Regions from separate parts of the Homo sapiens genome. Here region 1 is linked to region 2. The links are chromatin loops, found by intact Hi-C in ENCODE. Cell type or tissue: A673. All regions are shown on one strand. Each heading gives the region's core, and the rest is flanking DNA. Links, peaks and the distances in the headings are about the cores only. Region 1 has its middle 38 kb from the start of MIR4303. Region 2 has its middle 160 kb from the start of MIR4303.

Region 1 (14,660 bases), core at 1-5,000, 120 kb after region 2:
ATTATTTTCTCAATTTTATTTTCAGATTGTTCATTACTTGCTTATTAAAATATAATTATTTTCTTTGTATGTTTATCTTGTGTCCTGAAACCTTACTTAACTCAGACGTTAGTTGGAATCATTTTCTGGTGGATTTACTAAAATTTTCTAAATACAAAATCATGTCATCTGCAGATAGAGATATTTCTACTCCCTCCTTGCCAATCTTGAAGCTTTTTATTTACCTCACTTGCCCAATTTTCCTGGTTAGAATTTCAAGTAAACTGTTTAGTAAAAGTGGTGAGTGTAGACATCTGTGTCTTGTTTCTGTTCTTAGGAGGAAGGCATTTGTTCTTTCACATTAAGTGTATTAGCTTTGAGTGTTTTTCTTAAGTGTTTTTTTTTAATCATGAAAAGATGTTGAATTTTGTCAAATTTTTTTTTCTGTGTTTATTAGGATGATTATGTGGCTTTTCTCGTTCGTTTTGTTAATAGGGTACCTTATATTAAATAATTTCCTAATGTTAAAGTATCCTTGAATTCCCAAGACAAACCTCACTTGATTATGATGAATAATCCTTTTAATGTCTAGATGTGGTTTGCTAGTATTTTGTTGAGGATTTTTTCATCTGTGTTTATAAGAGCTATTTGTCTGCAATTTTCTTTTCTTGTGATATTTGTGTCTGGTTTTAGTATCAGGATATTATTGACCCCATAGAATAGAGTTAGAAAATGCTTTCTGCTATTCTACTTTTGGGAAAGAGTTTGTGGAGAATTGCTATTATTTCTTATTTAAAAGTGAGGTAGAATTTATCAGTGAAGTCATCTTGTCCTGGGCTTTCCCTTGTGGGAAGTTTTGAAATTACTAATTTAATCTCTTTATTTGTTGTAAGTCTATTAGATTTTTATTTATTCTTGAGTCAGTTTTAATAGTTTATGTCTTTCTAGGAGTTTGTTTGTTTCATCTAAATTATCTAACTTGTTGCATACTGTTGTTCATACTATTTCCTGATAATCTTCTTTATTTCTGGAAGGTTAATAGTAACGTCTCTTATTTCTGATTCTAGTAATTTGAGTCTTTTTTCTTTTTCTTGCTCAGTCTAACTAAATGTTTGACAATTGTGTTGATCTTTTTTAAAAAGTAACTTTTGGTTTTGTTGATTTTTCACTATTGTTTTTCTATTTTCTTTCATTTATATGTATTCTAATTATTATTTTCTTTCTTCTGCTTGCTTCAAGTTTACTTTGCTCTTTTTTCCCCCTGGTTGTTCTCTTTATTATCGAAAGTGGCATATTGAAGATTTCAACCATTATTGTTGAATTGTCTATTTCTCCCGTCAATCTGTCAGTTTTTGCTTTATGTATTTTGAAATCTCTGTTGTTAGGTGCATATGTGTTTCTATTAATTATCTCTTCCTAGTGAATTGACCCATTTATCATTGTAAAATTATCTACATTATTTTCAGTAACATATTTTTGTTTTAAAGTCTATTTTGTCTGGTATTATATAGCCACTCTAACTCTCTTATTGTTCCTCTTTGCATGCTATACTTTCCCACATTTTTTATTTTAAACCCATCTGTATTTTCAGTTCTAAAGAGTGTCTCCTGGAAGAAGCACAAAGTTGGAACTTATTTTTATATCCTATCTTACTATCTCTGTCTGTTGATTGAATTGTTTAATTCATTCATATTTAATATTATTCTCATTTGTTTGAATTTATGTCTTATATTTAACTTTTTGTTTTCTGTAAATATGTCTTTTTTTCCTTCTGTTTCTCCTTTATTGCTTTCTTTGCATTAAGTTGGTATTTTCTAGTTTGTCTTTTTAATTTCTTTCATAATTTTAAAATTATATATACCCCATTCCCAGGAATCCAATTTGTATTCTCTCTTTTGGTAGGGCTGCACTATTGGGTGTTTAAAAAGACTCCCAACAGTTTTAAACAGAAGTTAGTTTTAATTTGGTACTAGAGTTAAGAAGATTTTAATGTTGCAGAATTAAATCAAGTCTAATTCTTAAAATCAACGGAATAGAAAGGATAGATATGTAATTATAAAATAAATTATAACTTTAGTACCAAGTTTAATAAATATGAAAATATTATGTTCCAGTTATTGAAATGTTACTTAACCATTTTAGCATAACTCTCAATTTCATTATACTATATAAACCCCCAACTAACATAGAAGATAAAGCAGTGGGTAATTTTCTGTTCACTAAGAACTTATCGCAAAATGCCATTACAAGTCAAACTATTTCTATAAATATAAAACATTTAATTAAAAAATTTTGGACAATGCTATGATCTGCACTCTGTTCCCCCAGCCCCCGCAAATTCATATGTTGAAGTATTAACTCCCAGACCTCAGAATGTGACTGTATATGATTATAGGGTCTTCAAAGAGGTGATTAAAGTTAAATGAGGTTATTGGGGTGGACCCTAATCTACTATGACTGGTATCTTTATAAGAAAAGGAGATCAGAACACAGATAGGTACAGAGGAAAAGACCATGTGAAGACACAGAGAAGAGGTGGCCACCTGTAAGCTAAGGAGAAAAACCTCAGAAGAAACCAATCCTGCTGAAACCATTATCTCAGAACTTTATTCTCCGGAATTGTGAAGAAATAAATTTCTGTTATTTAAGCTACTCAGTCTGTGGTATTTTGTTAAAGCAGCCCTAACCAACTAACATAGACAACTTTTCAAGAACACCTCCAATGAATAAAATAGAATACATCCTCCCTCTCTTCCTCTCTTCCTTCTTGGCCTATCTTCCTGTATGCACCTTCCCAGAGTAGAACTTCCATTGTGCTAAGATGGGTATGGAGTGAGAAAGTGGGCCATAGCTCGAGTGCCACAGATTCTTGCTGTTCTTATCAAGATCTATTAGATTTTCTTAATAAATGTTTCCTTATTTGCTAAATGCCATTAGGATAATTTCTAGAGATTTTGAAATTGTAAATCCATTGGATAAAATGGAATCCATCTCCTCCTTCCCTCATTTCCTTCCTTCCTTCCTTCCTTCCTTCCTTCCTTCCTTCCTTCCCTTCCTTCCCTTCCTTCCTTCCTCCCTTCCTTCCTTCCTTCCATGTTTATTATGGACTCTAGCCTCACCACAGTCACATAATGAGGAAAATAATTTATCCAGCCATTCTTGCTTATAAAATTCTTGAGGGAAATAACTTGTAAAGTTTGGAGATCCAGGAACTTTGAATGTGGAAACTGCCAGCCAGCCCTTGGATTCCTAGGGTGAGGTATGACTTGGGGAAGAGGTTTACATTGGTAAGGATCAGACGAGGTTTTTAAATAAGGAAATGTTTACCTCAAAAATCTTCTGTATTCAGTGTCATGGAGGAGGATACCTTAGTGGAAATTATGCACTTATTGGTTTTAGCATTTCACATTCTGGATTTGGCCCCAATTTCAAGATTTTAATTATTTTAAATTAATATAGATGATAAATATTATTGAATTTTCTTTTAATAAATTTCAATATTGGCCTAAACTAATAACCAAGTGATTATAATTATCAACTTTTACCAAGAGTGAGTTTTTGTTATTTGTTTATAACTTTATTTAATATTTCCTGTGCCTAGATACAGCTAAAATTTCATTTTATAGATACTATACATTGCATATCTTACATTAATGATTTGTTTAGATATCCCCCACAAATGATTTGTGCTGCTACATCAGAAAATTGAATAATAATTTTTAAATTTTCTTTATTAAAAATAGCTGAAGCAGTTGTTTTGAAACCAGTGAGAAATGAACTATCTAATTCAACATGTTAATCATGGATGCTTGGGGGAAATATTTCAGAATCAAAAAGTGTGAAGAATAATTATTGTCTCCTCAAACAATAGATATTCATTGTGTGTGTATGTATATTTCTGTTCAACTCAAAAAATAGAGATTAGGTGCCCCTGTGTTCAAAAACCTGTCTCTGTGCCAGAGACGGCATCAGCTTTTGGTCTACTTGGAGGTGAATGACATGTGACTAAGCTGGTAGAAAGTCTAACAAAGTTGCTTCAGAGAGTTTGGAATAAATACCAGAGCAGAGAATAAATGCAATTTGTTTGAGGTTCCGGGAAATGCACAAAGGAGATGATATTGATATTAATAATATACATAGTTTGTGCAGGAATTAATTGCTTATTCATCCACATTCTTTGTATCTTCATTGAATTATTTGTTTCATTTGGTTTTAGCTTACTTCATTTTTTCATATTTGCTCATCTGACTAGTTTTAAAGCTTCTTGAGGACAGGGAACTTGTCATAATCATATTTGCTCCAAATACTTGCTATTCTTTTGCACTTAATACTCATAATAGTTGCTAAACAAATGTTTGTTTAATTAAATTTAGCATGCTGTGATGAGAAGATTATGCAGGAGCTCAGAGCTCTAATGTATATAGGTCAAAAATATCTTTGATAAGAGGATTTAAGATGAACAGATAATTGCTGGGGAAATAATTAACACTTTTCTTTGAAAAGCAGTCAGGGCACAGATGGAGATAAGGTCAGAAGTTATGAAAATATTTTTGAGTAGCAAGGGGGGATATGGCAGGATATTTTTGTTTATAGATATACAGGGGAAAGAAGGTAAGTGGCACTTGTAACAATTAGTGACTGGAGTAGTTAATTTGTACTCATGAGAATAGATTCCATTTAACCTTTGCTGAGGATTGACTGTAGTGCCCACCTGTGCAAGGCATCATTATGAAATTTGAATGAATAAAGAAGATTTAGTTTTTGCTCTCAAGCGTCTTTTCAGAATACATTTATCTTAGAGACATATTGTCAACATTGTTTCTCTTGCTTCTGTCTTTTCAATTTCTCATTACTAGGGTTGTTGACTCTCCCTACCCAGCATCAAGTATGTTTTGATTCTAAATGTAATCCCAAGTGAGGCAGAAATCTAGCCTCACTGTTAGTATTCAGGAGGATTTGAAAATGAGTCTCAAACCAAGACCTGGGACCCAGAAACTAGGGCCTAGCCATGGGTGCTGGGCCATGTTGCTTCCTTGAATTTTCTCTTAACAGTTAAATGAGAGCTGGGCACTGTTTTGTCACATGGCTACTCCATTGCTTTCATCTGGCCTGGGACCTTCCTTCCCCTTGGCCTTTGCCTTGGTCCCCAATATTTTGTCAGTCATACCTCTCTGCCCATTTCCTCTGGCCCCAAAATCAGCTTGTTTTGCTCCTTCTAATTCCTTTCTCTGAGGGCTAGGGCATTATCCTGGAATCTGAGGTTACAGGCCCCAGCTCTATAGGAAATGAATAGATCCCCTAGGACCACCTTTACAGTTCTCCTCCCATATCTTGAGAGTTCTTGCTGTCCTCCTTTTTGAATTTTCCATTGTTGCACACTTCATCTGTCATACTAGTTTACTCAGGAGTAATAGTTTTTCTGAATTGTGCCAAGTTTGCTGTACCCCTTGGATTCTAAGCTTCAGACTTTCTGGCTGAACTTCCCTAGCTCTGTAGCTGGAGGTAGGCCAGATTCTACGCCACCCTTACCTCCATTCTTATCCCACCTGGCTTCTCATTTCTTCCTTCCAGCTCCATGTTGCTGAGCTCCTGCATACTTTAAACTGAAGTCCAGATAGGTATTGCCAAATTGATCTTGTATTAAATGATGATTCTAATCCAGTCAGAATAGTTTTCCTACCAAAGATGAGTTTCCATAGATAGATAGGTAGATAGATAGATAGATAGATATGGTATGGCTGTGTCCCCACTCTAATCTCATCTTGAATTATAGCTCCCACAATTCCCACGTGTTGTGGGAGGGACTAGGTGGGAGGTAACTGAATCATGGGGGTGGGTCTTTCCCATAAGTCTTACAAGATCTGATGGTTTTATAAAGGGGAGTTTCCTTGCACAAGTTCTCTTCTCTTGTCTGCCACCATGTGAGACATGCCTTTCACCTTCTACTGTGATTGTGAGGTCTCCCCAACCACATGGAACTGTGAGTCCATTAAACCTCTTTCTTTTGTAAATTGCCCAGTCTTGGGTGTGTCTTTATCATCAGCATGAAAATAGATAATAAAAGTATATATCCATCTAAAAATGTATCCTCTTTAAATATTAACTTTGTGCCCAAATACAAGTGTTTCCTTCCTTCCTTTCATCCATCCATCTATCCATCCATCCATCCATCCATCCATCCATCCCTCCATCCATCCATCCAACGGCTATTTAGCAAGAAACTTCTAAATTTAAGCCATCAGGCTTAAATGATGATTAGTAAGTTCAAGTCATACAAATTCTCTGAATATAAAACTCTGCTAGCTTCAGAAGACAGCAAGAGATCTTTATCTTTTTTGCTATAAAGTTATGAGTTATATATATTCTACACCATAAGTATAAATTTGAAGCTAAGCATATTTTAAGTTTGAGTAATAAAAATATGATCTCAACTCTATTATGTGGGATTTTCAAGCTAACTGTTATGTGTCAGGTACTTTACATACTTTATGAGATATATTTTATCTTTATCTACAATTTAAGATATGAAAATAAAAAAATGGGAGCTTGGATAAATTAAGTAACGTGCAAAGTCAATTATCAGAAAACAGTGGAGAGAGATTATAGCTTAGGTATTTCTAGGTATAAAATCTAGGCGTTTGCATCTCACCATAACACCTCTTTAAATATTTAATAAAGATTAAAAGCAACATTTCAATTTTTATAATCTGATCCTATTAAAATATTCTATTTTTTCTTTAAAATGGTTGCTTTTTATTTACCCTAAAAAATCTATCATTTTAAGATAATGTTACCCTCTAATCCCCAAATCCTTCCAGTGCCAGACCCCTCCCAGCATTTGTTTAACATTTAAATGATCAGAAACACAGCTAAAGAAAGGGGTTCTACAGGAGGCAGAGCTTTCAGGGAGCTAAGATGGCACCACTGCACTCCAGCCTGGGCAACAGAGTGAGACTCCGTCTCAAAAAAAAAAAAAAAAAAAAGGAAGGGGTTCTAATGAGTCAAAAAAAAAAAGGTATTGCTTTGCTTCTGCTCAAGCCGTTTACTTGGGGTGTAGTGTCTCAGACTGTCACTCAAATGCTGATAACTGTAAGTTGTGACCAAATTCTAACCATGCCTATTATGTGGTTTCCCAGCCCATGACAAAAAGAGGAGGATATGAGGAAAACATAACTGCCAGAAATAGCAGCTGCTGTATTTTGATGAGAGAAAGGATGGGAAAACCGTAAAGGCAGGAAAAGGGACTAAGAAAATATTTAAGAGGTCATTGCTGGCTGGGCGTGGTGGCTCACACCTGTAATCCCAGCACTTTTGGAGGCTGAGGCAGGCAGATCACCTGAAGTCAAGAGTTCAAGACCAGCCTGGCCAACATGGTAAAACCCCGTCTCAACTAAAAATACAAAAATTAGCCAGGCGCGGTGGTACGTGCCTGTAGCCCCAGCTACTTGGGAGACTGAGGCACGAGAATCTCTTGAACCCAGGAGGTGGAGGTTGCAGTGAGCCAAGATCGTGCCACTGCACTCCAGCCTGGGCAAAAGAGTGAAACTGTGTCTCAAAAAAAAAAAAGGTCATTTATTGTTGGACACTGTACACTAGACACATACCTCCGACAACAAGACATTGTTGTCTGATCATTGTCTCTTTACAACCATTTTGGAAGGAGCTACTGCATAGGGACATGCATAATGATGACTTTGGGGACCAAATAATAGATTAAAATTATTCCAATCCCTCTTTTTTTGGAGGGTAGGAAAGTGTGTACTATGTGGGAGAGTGCTGAAATTCAAAATGGTTTTAGAGCTTCAAGGAATAAGCTTCTATTATCTGAAAAGCTCACTGATTTGAAATATGCATCCAGTGCTACTTTTTACCTGCTTCTTGACCTTGGGAAACTTACTTCATTTCTCTGTGACTATTTGTTTTGCTATAAAATGAGGCTAATAGTAAAAAAGGAGGGTTGATTTTGAGGACTAAATTAGATCAAGTGCTAATACAGCTCCCAGCCTATGCTAAGTACTGAAGAAAGAGTTAGCTGTTGTTTTTTAGGTTCTGTCCATTTCCATTTTGCCCATGTTTTTCCTTGGATCCATGGATTTAGGTTTTTGCATTTTATAGTTTAAGAAAATTCTTCTGCAGAGATGTGTTTATTAGGGAGTGAGCTTGCAGTGTCTAGAGACCCATCCTTGCCTGAATTCCTCATTACCTTTTACAATTAAACAAGACTTGACTAGATTTCTCATTTCTTTTTCGTGCCCTTTTGCTCCATAGGCACCACACAGGAGCCATGATCTATCTAGTTTAAAGAGTGCTAGGCCAGCCTCTGGAGACCCAGATATTACTTTGTCTTTGCCAGTAACTCACTGTGGGAACTTAGGCAAGCAGCTCACTTTCTCTGGGCTTTAGTCTGTTGCTCATTAATATTGCTGTTGCCTGATTTTTATAGTATTTTCTATCAGTCTTTGGAACTATCTAAATGCCTTTGTTCAGGTAAGTTTAAATATCTACTTCGCATATTAAGGATAAGGATTCTGGAGTCAAATTGACTAGCTCCAACACTTACCATTGTGGTAGGCATGTTGCCTAGCCTGCCTGTACCTTGGTCTACTTATTTGTAAAATTAGGATAAGAGTAACTACTCCCTAGAGTTGTTATGAGGGTTAAAAAATTACTAACCCAACTGCAGCATTTGAAATCATGTCTAACATATAGTAAAAGCCCCATAAGGGATACAGAAATAAATGCATTTCTAAAGCACTGGCACTTTAGTGGAGGAGATATTCTGTACCAATAACAAAGCAGAGTATGAGACACATGCAATAGACGGACATTTGCAAAATCTGTGGAGCACAGAGAAAGGAGCAGTTAATTCAAACGGAAAGGAACAGGGAAGTTTTCGTGAATTAGGTTGACTGTGGTCTGTACATTGAGAAGTAAGCTGGTATCAAGGGAATGGACTCTTGCTAAAAGAAACAAAAAGAGCCAAGGTGAGAAAACACAGAAAGTCACTGATGTGTAGCTCTCCTTTTGCTGGAGTGTTGAGACTAAGCGAGGGTGTGCAGTGGGAGATGAAGTTGGGAGAGTGGTCTTGGATTAAATCACGAGGAGGTTTAGGGTTTTGCTAAGGAATATGGAGTTGACTCTATCAGCAAGAGGAAACATGGAAGGTTGTTGAAGTGATATGATCCTATGTGTGAGTTAGGAAGAAGACTCAGGTGATTTCATCATGGAGAAATCAGAGAAGAGAGAAACTAGAGTCAGGGAAAGAAGTTAGTTAAGGGGCCTTGGAATAGTCTAGGTGAGAGATTAAAGGGTCTGAATTGGAGAAGTAGTTATGCAGAAGGAGAGAAGCGCTCAGAATTGAGAACTGGGATGGTAGATGCTGTCTTAGAAATTCTCTTACCTGAGTATTGTGCCTTTTCTCTCCGCTATGGCCCCTTCTGTTGACCTTCCCAGGCTCCATGGAGTTCCTCCTTGGTGATCCACATGTACTCAGTAACCCACATGTGTCTAGGCATGAAAAGGTTAAATGTCAATCCTCAGTGAGCTAGGAAGCCGAAAGCTTTTATTCTCACTTGTGTTAGGTGGGAGATATTTTAGAGGCAGAAAATAATTGCACAACAAACAATAGCTTTTCTTTAGTGGGGAGAAACCTCTAAATAGTAATTAATCTGAAAGACTTACTTTCCTTACAGGAAACAAATACATCGGAAGGTGCTTTAAACATTTTTATTATATAATAAAAATATAATTGTAATTGTATTGTGTAGCAGGGGTGTGGGGGCATTTTATTATGCACCATCTGAGGTACAGGGAGCATTGTCTTTCACTATTGTCTATACCTGTGTAATAGCAAATAGGAAAGTGACCATCTAGATCAATAGAAATGACTATTATAGATAACATCTATGTATTTCAAGGCAGAAATTCTCTTTACATGAAAGAGTGCATTTTAAGCAATTTTGGGTCACGAGGATTCTCTTTAATGACTTCTATCCGGTCTCACAAAAAAGTGAAGTTCATGAATCTGTGTGAAATACAAATTGCAAATAATCAGTGAACACTGATGCGACAGAGTAACAAAAGGAGATCAAAAACATAAAGTTAACAAATTTTAGAGTGATAATCATGCCCTGATGAGAAGAGATTGTTAATTAAGCCCAGGAGCACACTGTAGCAGTTGTTCTTCATTGGCACAGAGGAGTAAATATGTATATATACATCTACACGTATATGCATATATGTATTTCCATAATACAATACATGCATATATATATCAGTGAAGAATACTTCTTTCAACAAATGTTTATTGAAAACTTACTATAGGCTTGACACTATCCTAGGTGCTAGGAATAAAATGGTTATCAAAATAGACCAAATCTTGAAGAGCTTGTATTCTAGTAAGAAAGACAGACAATAAGTATCTATCAACTCAGGAGATGAGAAGTGCTAAGAATAAAAATAGATAGCATGGGCCAGGCGCGGTGGCTCATGCCTGTAATTCCAGCACTTTGGGAGGCTGAGGCGGGCAGATTACAAGGTCAGGAGATCGAGACCATCCTGGCCAACATGGTGAAACCCTGTCTCTACTAAAAATACAAAAAAAATTAGCTGGGCGTGATGGTGCTTACCTGTAATCCTGGCTACTTGGGAGGCTCCTGGCTACAGGATAATTGCTTGAACCAGGGAGTCGGAGGTTGCAGTGAGCCGAGATTATGCCACTGCACTCCAGCCTGGCGACAGAGTGAGAAAAAAAAAGATAGTATGTTAAGGAGACAGAGTATGAAAGGCAGAGGGAAAGTTGTGTTTCATACAGTATGTTTAGGAAGGGCCTCTCCAGTAAGGTGATATCTGAGCTAAAACTTGGGAAGAGGCTTGTAGAGCTCTGGGATGGAAAAAGTGGTCCAACTAGAGGGGAGAGGAGGTACACAGCACTGAGAAGGGATGTCTTGGTGTTTTTGAGGAACAGCAATGAGGTAGGGTGGCAGGAACAGAGAGAGGGAGAAGAAGATGGTAGGAGATGGACCATTTAGGTCTTGCAGAGCCTTACAGGGTATGTAAGAACTTGGATTTTTTTCTGCTGGGAAACCTCAAAAGCATATTATTAATGTGTTTATGCTGAGTACATTGGGTTAATTTAATAATTTGCATCTAGTTCTTCGTGACCCTAATTTTTCATTTCTAAATTCCTAAAATAACAGATGTCCCAATCTAGCCCTCTCCTGTCTTCTGTGCCTTTATTCTCATCACCAGTGCCCTGGTACATGGCAAAGACAGCTCTGGATTCTGCCCTGGGTCCCACCACTGTATCCTTGGATAGCTTTACTAACGCACTCTTCTTACTCAGTTTCTTTACCAAAAACTGGGAGGACTTTCACCAAACTCACTTGATAAGTAATTCAATGAGAACATTTCCAAATTCATGATACTTTAATATCCCTTGTCATTACAAAATTGCCACAGGGCTTAGCATGTGGTAGGTACTCAACACAGGCTTATGGAATTGGATTAGAAAGATAAAATGGTGGGGATGTGTAAAACGTTCTCCAACTTTTTTTAGGGCTAATATAATTTTATTCATTCAGTTCAAAAGATACCCTTTCTGGAGAGCATAACCCTTTTTTTCCCAGAAAGTGAATTATTTTTGTCTTCATAATGTTCCTGTGATACTTTAAAAAAATAGTTTCTTGGAGAATAAAATGGTTTATTCTACTGAGATTTGTACCTTTTCTGATACTACAGATAATATCCATTTAGTTATTCCTTTCAGAAAATTTGGCCAACAAATTTAGAACCTTCCATCTCTTATAAAGCATTGTAGAAAGTGCTCTGATACTTTCTATTGATATATTTTGAGTCTAGCTTTCACGGTAGATTGTTTGCATAAATGGTCAGAAATTTTTCTTCTTATATGCGTGCCCCTTTGCAATGTAAGTTGGCAGCAACTCCCATTCGGAAGTGAATCTATTTCTTTACTCTGACTTTGGGCTTGACTACATGACTTGCTTTGGCCAGTGGAACATTAGCACATCTGATGCAAGTAGAGCCTTGAAAAGTACTTACTCTCGGGACCTTGCTGTCCCTTGCTGCTCTTGGTAATCTTGTGTCCAACAAACTCGGGCTACCTGCTGGATGATGAGCAGCATAAGGACAGTTACTTCTTGGGACAATTGCCTTTGCCAACAGCCAGTCAACCCCGAGACATGTAAACAGCCAGCTGACCATGCATGATTGGGCCCAGCCAACACCCTGTGGACTAGAGAGGAGCCATTCCAGCTGAGCCTAACTCAAATTGCTAATCCACAGGATTGTGAGCAAATAAGTGTTTTCAGTGCTAACTTTGGGATAGCAAAATGTAGTAGATACAGCTCATAACCCTATTAATTGTTTGTATTTTGTTAAGTCCAAACTATATTTCTTTTCTTGCATCTTCTTCTTCCAAAACAAACACTGTGGTGGAGGCAACTAGTTCTTCAGTATCCATTTTCTCTTCTTTCTTTTTATTAATAGATACTGTTCCTCATCTCCCACATTTGAATTTTATCTAGGCACATGGCTGTCCAGCTTGAGAATTAAATTTCCCAGCTTCTCTTGCAACTAAGGTGTGCTCATGTGACAAAGTTTGGCCAATGGGATATGAATGGAAGAAATGTGTGCTAAGAAAGCTGCTTGCTCTCCACTCTTTCCCTCTCTCGTTTTCCTTCCCCATTTTTACAGGCTGGGAAATGGAGCCATGTGAGGCCCAGAGATGGAAACCATATGTTGAAGATGGCAGAAATAACCCACCAGCTCAGGTCCCAAAATAACTTTGCAGACCACAGCCACTTACCCACTTTGGACCACTCACCTACTACTGGTCTGTTATGTGAGAGAAAAACAAACTTATATCTTAAGTATGTCACTATATCTTCAGGTCTCTTTGTTATAGCAGCTTGGCTCTTACCCTAACTCATAATTAGCAAATACACAGCAGACACAAGCATTTAAACACCCACTGCCTAATACAGCACTCAGAACTCAGGAGCTCAACAAATTCTAGATCCATGCATATATTCATTACTAGTTACTGCCTGTTGTCTTAAGCACAGAGTTGCATAGATAATTACATATTTTTTTCCTCTCTTTTTTTGGCCAGGAGCTGACAAACTAGCTGGAAAAGATAGAAAAAGAAATAATAAAGGGAAATTAAAGGTGGAGAGTACTGTAACAGAGGACTCTGTCAGGGGTGGTAGCCGGAGATAATGAAAGGATTTGGACATCTCTTAAAAGTTTGCTGCAGTGGGATGAAACACAAATCATGAAACAGAGCATCCATTCAATGCACCTGTACAATTACTTTCACAGAATTTGGAAGCCTTCTCTCACTTGTTTCTGGGTCACTGACCTTGAGCTGGGGCTGGGGTAGGGGGTGGCCACTGGCTTACTGTTTTCACACTTCAGACACTTCAGACTTCCAACACTAGCTTTTCAAAGGGTTTTGTGTGTCAGGTATAGGGGTGGCAGTAGAGATGGAGGTTAGGTTTAGAAGGATTACTGACAATCCTGTAATAACTTTTGAAATAGCTTTTTAGATCAATTCCCATTCATTTCCCACTTTACAGAGAAGAGAGGACCACAGAAGGATCAACAGTTATGAGAAAAACTAAGAGTAAAAAACTTCACTCACCACACCTGGAAATGGAACTGAACTCTCTGTTCTTGTGTTCCGTTTTCTTTCCCCACCATCTCCTGTGGCTTATTTGTGTATGTTTTTTTTTTCTATCATCCAGAAATGCTTTTATTTTATATGGAGAATATCCTCAGAAGAAGATGCTAACTGAGAAACCATTACAAAAGTTCAAGAAGAGAACATAGAGTATCTTGGGTGTTAACAAAGAGATGCTAAGCATGAAAAAGAAGCTTTTCGAATTGGGAAGTCCTATCTATTTCATCTCATTGCACCAAGTCTCTTATCATGCTCATTTGCAGTAGTGATACTTCACCTTGAGTTATAATCATCTTGCTTTTAATGAATGCCTTGCTGATATGTGCCATATGTTTTTAGACTCTCTTTCATTTCCAGGTTATAGGGCACATGCCTTTATACAAAGCACTCATCCTTGCAGGCCTCAGTTTCCTCATCTATAAGATAACTAGATAATCTCTGAAATCTCCTTTAGGTCCCAAATTCCAAAATTTGTATTTCCTTATAAGCATATTGATTAGAGTATGGTGACAACTGTAGCTACAATGACAACAGAATGATGAAACATATTAACATTAGTGTTAATGCAATAATCAGCTGTGTTTTGTTCCATATGGCAATTTATTTCAACAATTAAGCCAAACTCCATCTGTTTTGGCATCAACAATTTTTCAGATGGGTTCCTGAACCACATCTTTGAAAATTATTTTATGTTTCTCAAATATTGCTACCATCAATAAATGACAGTACGGTGTCTTTCCGTTTAAAAAAAAAAAACACTAGTGCCAAAGCCCATCTTATTTGATAAAGGAATTGTTTTGCTATTTGACCCTATGAATATGTTGTACAGTCTAATCAATAGTACCAGAAAAGGAAAATAAATCTTGGTGTCAGCGTGGAGGGAATGCACAAGGTGCACTAGTTTCTGGAGCAGGCAAAGCAAGCTTTGACACTGTCAGCAGCAGATTTCTATTTTTCTGACCTGAGGATCCTGTTGGGA
Region 2 (7,250 bases), core at 2,251-7,250:
AAATGCTCCCTAAGAGCAGGGGCTATGTCTGTGAAGTGCTCATTATATATTTACTGAATGAATGAGTGAAAGTTTGAGAGCACCATTAGCCTAGGTTTCTATTTGCCCGTGCCAGAATTTCCTATGTGATCATGAGCAACTTACTTAACTTCTGTCAGCCTCAGTTTCCACATCTGTAAAATGGAGATTCTTATAGTATCTCCTTCACAGGATTGAAATGAATAGAATTGAATAAATGAGATAATTTGTGAAAAAAATTTAGAGCAAGCTCTGGCACACCATGAGTACTCAGTGAATGTCACCCTTGTTACTGTTACTGTAAGGGCCATCCCCACATTCAGAGATTTAGAGATTGACATCCAGAGAGACGAAATGACCTCAGCATGGCCACATAGAACCAGAGCTAGAACTCCTTATGGTTCCCAGCTCAGTTCACCTTCCCTTTTAGAGATACCAACTGTTCTGGAGGTGTTTTCTTGTTATCCTAATATAATTTCTATGAATCCATTAGAAATTCCTAGAAATGCTATTGTCCCAGCATCCAAACCACAAATCCCAGAACTCCTGTATTATGCAGAAAGAATGAAAATTTCTTGTCAGAATGAGCTAACGTTTCTGGGTCTGTAAATGTGGTCACTTCACTATTAACTAGCTTCACTTCAATGAATGCCAAATTTATCTCAATTCCTAGAAGAGAATTTCTTTGTTGTACTTTCAATGTTCCTCATCTTGTCCCTGTGAATTTCCACATTGGCCATCTTTTACAGTGTCCCGTCTCTGACTCTAAAAGTTGGTGTTCCTTAGGTTTCCCTCCTTTTCTTCCCATATATATTCTCCTTGGATCTCATGTATTTTTCTAGGTTTAAGTGGTTGACCATGTCTACATTTACGCCTCCTGCTCTGATTCATGTCCTCCTCTCCCTGAACCCTAGATGGGTCTATTTGGCTACCTGCTAGCTATTGTCATTTGGGTATCTGTAGCAGAGACAGGCCTGATGCTTATCTAAACCTGCTCCTCTTCCTGGGCACTCAGGAAGACTGTAAATTCTAGCCTCTCCTGCATTTAGTTTGGGACCAAATGAATGAACACTAGCTCTTGTATTGATGTGAGTGGGAATAATATGCACCAATTCTACACATCTCTCTCTCCTGTCCTCATGACTGGAAGCAGTGCTCTGCAAGATAGCAGATTCATAATGTGGGAGGATCCTGGATTCCTGAGCCACTCCTTTAAGGAGAGCTTTCCAGGAGAGCTGTCTAAACTCCACTGGGCTATAGTAGGAGCAAGAAATAAAAGTTTAAGTCACAGAGATTTGAGGTGATTTGTTGCCACAGAAAAGCTTGACCTTTCTTTACCAATATAGTGACCCTCAGGTACCTTGAGTTCTACGTGTAAGTCTATTTTCTACTTCAACTGGTGTCACCGTCCTCTGTTCAGTCCCGCAATTCACAGTCCCCTAGTCTTCAACCAAATCCGATGAATAACCAAGCCCTGTGGATTTTAACATCCATATTTTTTTTCTAGGATTATGTATTTTTAAAAAACCATTACCCTGATAAAGGATCCTATTTCTTACCTGCCTATTGACATGAGTCAACTTAAACCAGGAAATCATCCTATTAGGATAGTTGGTCATTATTGAAAGTCATTCCCAGCAGGGAACATAAAAGAATACGTTAACACTGTAACAATACAGTTGGTGTCTGGAAATAAGTAAATTTCCAGATCACTGATGAAGAAAGTGGGGAGCTCCCTGGGCTATGCTCTGTGCCTATAGGACCCATATGCAAAGAACAAAAGGACCCTCACACAATGTCCAGATAGACAAGTGAGGGTTAATGCAATTAACCATGGATACCTGGATACTTCATAACTACCATCTTCCACTTCATGTTTTCATCCACTCAAACATGCTTTTGATAAAGGTCAGAAGGCCAACTGCTTACTGAGTGTAGATCAAAGGTGGAGCCATAGTCTGGCAGGGGTCTTCTTGCTGAGCTTAACCTTACCTGGGAGAGTTAGCTAGCTCAAAACATTTCTAATCACCTGTGATCCCTCTTCACATCTCCTGCAGAGTGTGAGACTGTAGATGACAGCTCTCACACTCCCCTTTCCATTTAGTAATGCTCCCTTTATAAAAGCAGCTCTCATTTTTACCAACCTATATTTCCTTTCCCACAAAAAGTGAGCCCCTCCTTGGTCATGCCACTCTTGTTTAGAAACACCTTCTGGGATGGCATTAAGCAGGGGTCCTTCAATTTCTTCATTTCTATGGCAGCTCTCCCTCCTCCAAACCAGCATGCATTACCTTGCATATTTTAATAAATTAAAATAAGCCCATGTTTTAAAATGAGTTTTTCTTTAAATAATTGTTCAGCAGTCCACAGCTTTGGTCTTCCTTGAAGACTAAAAAGATCTCATGAAAACCTGGAGGCAGCAAATAATGGATAAGCCATTTTGAGGTCTTTGGATAACTTTGTGCTGAGTTTTATAGGAAGGCTTGCTATTATTAGAGAGCTACACCAATGTTTAGTGACTGAATTTTCCTTGCCTGACTCAGTAATCTAGGGGACATTTCTGCACCAAGAACTGATTCCCATATACATAGGAAGTTGACCACAGTAGTCATTCTGACTACCAACCTTCTTCTGGACCTTTTTTTCCTGCTTGCATCCTAACTCAAACCTGGACCTTAACCTGGTCCCTGTTTCAGGTCTGAAACTTCCTTCTTTAGCCAAACTGGCCAGACATGACAGATAGATAGCTATGTCATGGGAATAACAGTCATTCTGTGGCCTTTTCTATTTTTTTTTTTTTTTGAGACAAAGCTTTGCTCTTGCTGCCCAGTCTGGAGTGCAATGGCTCCATCTCAGTTCACTGCAACCTCCGCCTCCTGGGTTCAAGCCATTCTCCTGCCTCAGCCTCCCGAGTAGCTGGGATTACAGGTGCCCACCACCATGCCTGGCTAATTTTTGTATTTTTAGTAGAGGCAGGGTTTCACCATGTTGGCCAGGCTGGTCTCGAACTCCTGACCTCAGGTGATCTGCCTGCCTTGGCCTCCCAAAGTGCTGGGATTACAGGCATGAACCACCACACGCCCGGCCTCTGTGGCCTTTTCTAAGAGTATTTGCCTTTAAAACACTATTGCCAGTTGTAAAATGAAACATTTTGCTCCTGTAGAGAAATTCAAGGTAAGCCAAATATAAGGATGTAAGAATATTTTTAAGAAGAATATTCACTCTGAAATCCCATCATAACCCATAACCCTATGCAATGGACCTTCACCTAGTGTGAGGCTGGCTCCATTAGCATCTCATCGTCTGTCACAGGGAAAAAGGTTCTGTGCTATTTTTCATCTCCTGAGTATTCCTGATATAGAACAAGAGCAAGGACTTTAAAAAAATTGAGAACATAAATGACAAAGCATTTCTCTGTTTTCTTCTTTTCTAAAATGTGCACAGTCAGGTCCTTTCCTACCTCCATGTCTTTGCACACACTATTCTCTATGTCAGGAATGCCTCTCTTCCTACACTCCCATCCATCCTGCAAGCGGTACTTCCCACATGAGGCTCTTCCTGGTCTCTCCAGCTGCAATTACTTCTTTTCTTTGTTTGTATCCTGACTACAGCACTTTGCATTTTTGTAATCTATGGTGCACTCAGGCACAACAAAGTCCTGACACTTGTGTCATTTTACAAGGTGTCATAATCACTGCCATCAGATGGGGTTCCTCAGTTTAGATTTTGTGTATATGACACTATCTAAAAGGAGCTCTTTATCTTGGGACTTTATGAAGAAAATAAAAATGTTAGTTGCTTTAAATTATTTTTGAAACAATATGGGGTAAGGATAATTAAATAATAACTGAACCCATGCTATGAAATGAGAACCATGTGGAGTTAGAAGGCAAAATTACTTATAAATAAGGACTTATACATTATATATGGGGAGGATTCTGATGTTTGCTAATTTTCTCCTCACTAAGGAATTAATAAAATGCTCAGTGGTGTGGCCAGCAGAAAGGTTTCTGTTCTGTGCTGGCTTCTTTATTTTTTCCTCTTTGTATCATCCAAGTTCTACTGGCTCTTGGATTCTATGTGTAACTCCTTGTTTTGAACACTTATCTGTACTAAGATGTTGCTTACTTCTATCAGAGCCCTAATGCTTTCTGCAGAAAACACATAGTCCTGGATTTTTCCTTTGCTTTTATGTTCTGCAAAATCACCCTACTTTCCTCTTTCTGTACTTTGCTTTTCTGCAATGATAGGAAGTTCCCCCTCCATATCCTTGTATTACAAGAATAACTTCTTGATTGAGCTTTGAGCTGAAACTAGATTTTTTCTTGGGGTGCTGATATATTTGCTGAGACACCTCCACTTCTTGTTCCTCAGGAGACACTGAGGTGCAGCTGCCAGGGGTGTAACCTCTCTATACCCATGGAGCCCATCCGTTGGTGATATTTGTGTGTGTGTCTTGTCTGGTCTACTAGACTGTACCCTCTTGAAGATGTCAACAGTATCTCATTTGATATGTTTCCTCCAGGGCTCCTAGTAGTGTTGTATAGGGTAGATGCTCATGAAGTGTTTAACGGATTGAATTGTATCAGCTATTACTCTGAGTGCACACAAAGGGGTGCTGCAGCTCTGAAGAGCCTCAATTCACCTCATGGGGTTACATGGAAAAACTGTCAGACTTATTTATGCACCCCAGTTCTCCATGGGTTATGTCAATGTCAATTAATACTAAATTTCTGCAGTGGAGAGAAAACACATTTTCACCTAAAGGCTGATCAGTTCCTTTTCTGCTGTATATCTCAGTGATCATAAAGCAAGGAGACCCCTGGGACTCTATTCTATTTAGGCAAAGGCAGGTGTGCTGGGGAGCTTCGTATTTGTACACAGACACAAAAAGCAGGGCTTATTTTTGCAATTACTTGCAAAGGCTGCCCATGTTTTCCAGCATGTAAATTAGGACTTGAAGGAAAACATCTAATTGCATTTCACTCCAACTAATTGCCAGCTCAAAATTTTAGATTAGTGTGCACACCATACTTAATTTTTTCGTTGCTGTTATTAATAACACGCTTAGCTCTGTAAGAAGAGAAATAACAAGCTGGAATTAAAGACTTGAGGGCTGCCCCACTAAGAAAATGCTTTGGGGAGTGTGGTAAGGAAACGATGAGAAATGTCTCAAAGCCATGGCTGAAATTCCAGACAAAGATTGCCTGGGTAGGGTGCTCCTCTGTTGGTTTGCTGATAAAGGTTAGATAGAGCGGATATAATAGAGATGGTATGTGGAGTCATTGCATGTGTTTTGCCACAAGGAGGGGCCGTGGTTACAACCCTGGACGTGTCCTTAACTTGTATTAAACCAGTAGGCTTTCCTGTTTGAAAAACAAAACCTACTTAAAAGAGATTTTTGTTGTTGTTGTTGTTTGTTTTGTTTCTTTCTTTCTTTCTTTCTTTTTTTTAAAAATGTGCTCACATCCAGAAAGAATGGTATGGTCTTTTATGAGTAACATAAACATACTGTGATATCCTTATGTTACTAAATGCACATTACAAAGCATAACAAAATCATAGTCACACACAAAAAATAAGGACAAGCTACAGTGTTGACTGGAAATAAAAAGGGGGAAGCTTTTTCACATGTTGTTGCGCAAAGGTAACCGGCAGCTTCAGAATTCTCCTGTCTTCTCAGCAAGAGTTATTCTCTAAAGGACATGATGAACTTTTTGTCCTTCCAAACACAGAAGTCAAAAAAATGTATCCTTGAAGCTCAATTTAGCAATAGCAGCTTTGCAAATCTATTTACCATTGGGGAGACTTTATTCAAAGATGGTTAGTTCCTGGGTTTCTCAATGAAGGGGCAGAACGGAGACCAGATGGACTTTGGAAAAGCTTATGAATTAAATAACATGCTTTCATCATACTGTCCCTCTGTGTTTATCCTCTACCATTCTTTAGTGGGCACCTATCTGTGCCAGGCATGGAGCTAGATGCAGCAGCCACCTCAGGGACAAGACTCGGTGAGATCCCCACTGTTCAGGTTCCAGACAAGTGGCAAGCCAATGTTAAAAAAAAAAATAGAGACACAAGCAAATATATTCCTATCAATATTGTTAAGTGCCATGAAGGAAACATATGGGGATTAAGACCACAAAAGTTGCATCTAACTGAAATGGGGAAGGTCTGGGAAAGCCCCTCCCAAGAAATGACTTGTAAGCTGAAAGCCATAGGACAAAGTAGCATTTAGCCAAAGCAGGAGGAATAGATCTTTCCAGACATATGGAAGGACAGGTGTGAAGGGCCTGCAGTTTGACACATTGGAGGGAGTAGAAGACAGCTCATGGGGTTGTTGCTCAGTGAGTGAGGGGAAGAGTGACTGAAATTAGGCTGGGAAGATGGGCAGACGAAGGACCACACAGGGGCTTGTAGACTGTGGTAGAGAGTTTAGATTTTATCCTCAAAGTGATAGAAAGCCTCTGAAGGGTAGAAGAAGGGAAGTGATGAGAATCCATTTAAAGAGATCTCAACTTAGAGAAAAGATGGGAGGGCAGCAAGAATGAAAACCAAGAGACCAGTTGGGAGGAAACTTTCATGGGGTTGGTGAATGTGCTGGTCACTTGCCTGCTTGTTTTCAAATCCATTCTCCACCCTTCTCATACAAAACAAAGTATATTTCCCAAACTCCTCAGCCAATCTGCTTTTGTGTGGGTTGTACTGATAGGAGGCTGTGGAGGGAGATTTGAGAACTAGAAAAAGGGAGAAGCCAGGGTATTTTCCATTGTCCCTCCTTGTTTCTTGGGGCAACCCCAGCAATGCTGGTCCTCTTTGGTGTCAGCTGTTTCCACATAGACCCACTGGATAGTCCCATTGTCTGTGGCCCCAGATCCCGCAGGGCAGTCTTCTACATGGTTTCTATTTCTACCTGGCTTCCTCGGTTCTTGAACTTTAGCAATACCATCTCCTTCCAAGATTCCCCCAACCCTGGAGGTGACAGGGACTCCCTACTGATCTCTGGGTCACATCCTCATTCCCTGATTGTCTTTGCAGCTCTCCCAACACCTTTGTAATGAGATCTCTCAATTTCCTCTACTCGGAGCTTGGATTTTATTTTCCTGACTGGATCTTGACCAACACGACGAGCAACAATGGCAGTTTGAACCCTAGCAGTGTAGGAAGAGCAAATATATGGATTTGAGATAGTTTTTGAAATTCTGTATGAACTGACTGAAGACAGTGGAGAA

The links. A loop is a pair of places that touch in the nucleus more often than their neighbours do. Peaks named below come from ENCODE experiments on the same cell type or tissue, not always from the same donor. Only the 100,000 strongest peaks of a DNase experiment are listed, where the experiment ranks them.
Region 1: a loop joins it to region 2, with 5 times the contacts of the local background. A loop is called at or near these places in 1 of 110 quality-filtered maps.

What each region holds. Positions count from the first base shown.
Region 1 is chr12:98,026,113-98,040,772 of GRCh38, reverse strand. No RefSeq gene overlaps it. Among named protein-coding and RNA genes, the nearest start is that of MIR4303, 38 kb to the right of the region's middle. In A673, for the core only: no CTCF peak of the experiment used is centred there; a DNase peak (open chromatin) is centred at 3,022.
Region 2 is chr12:98,153,113-98,160,362 of GRCh38, reverse strand. No RefSeq gene overlaps it. Among named protein-coding and RNA genes, the nearest start is that of MIR4303, 160 kb to the right of the region's middle. In A673, for the core only: a CTCF peak has its summit at 5,314 (motif pointing right); a DNase peak (open chromatin) is centred at 5,332.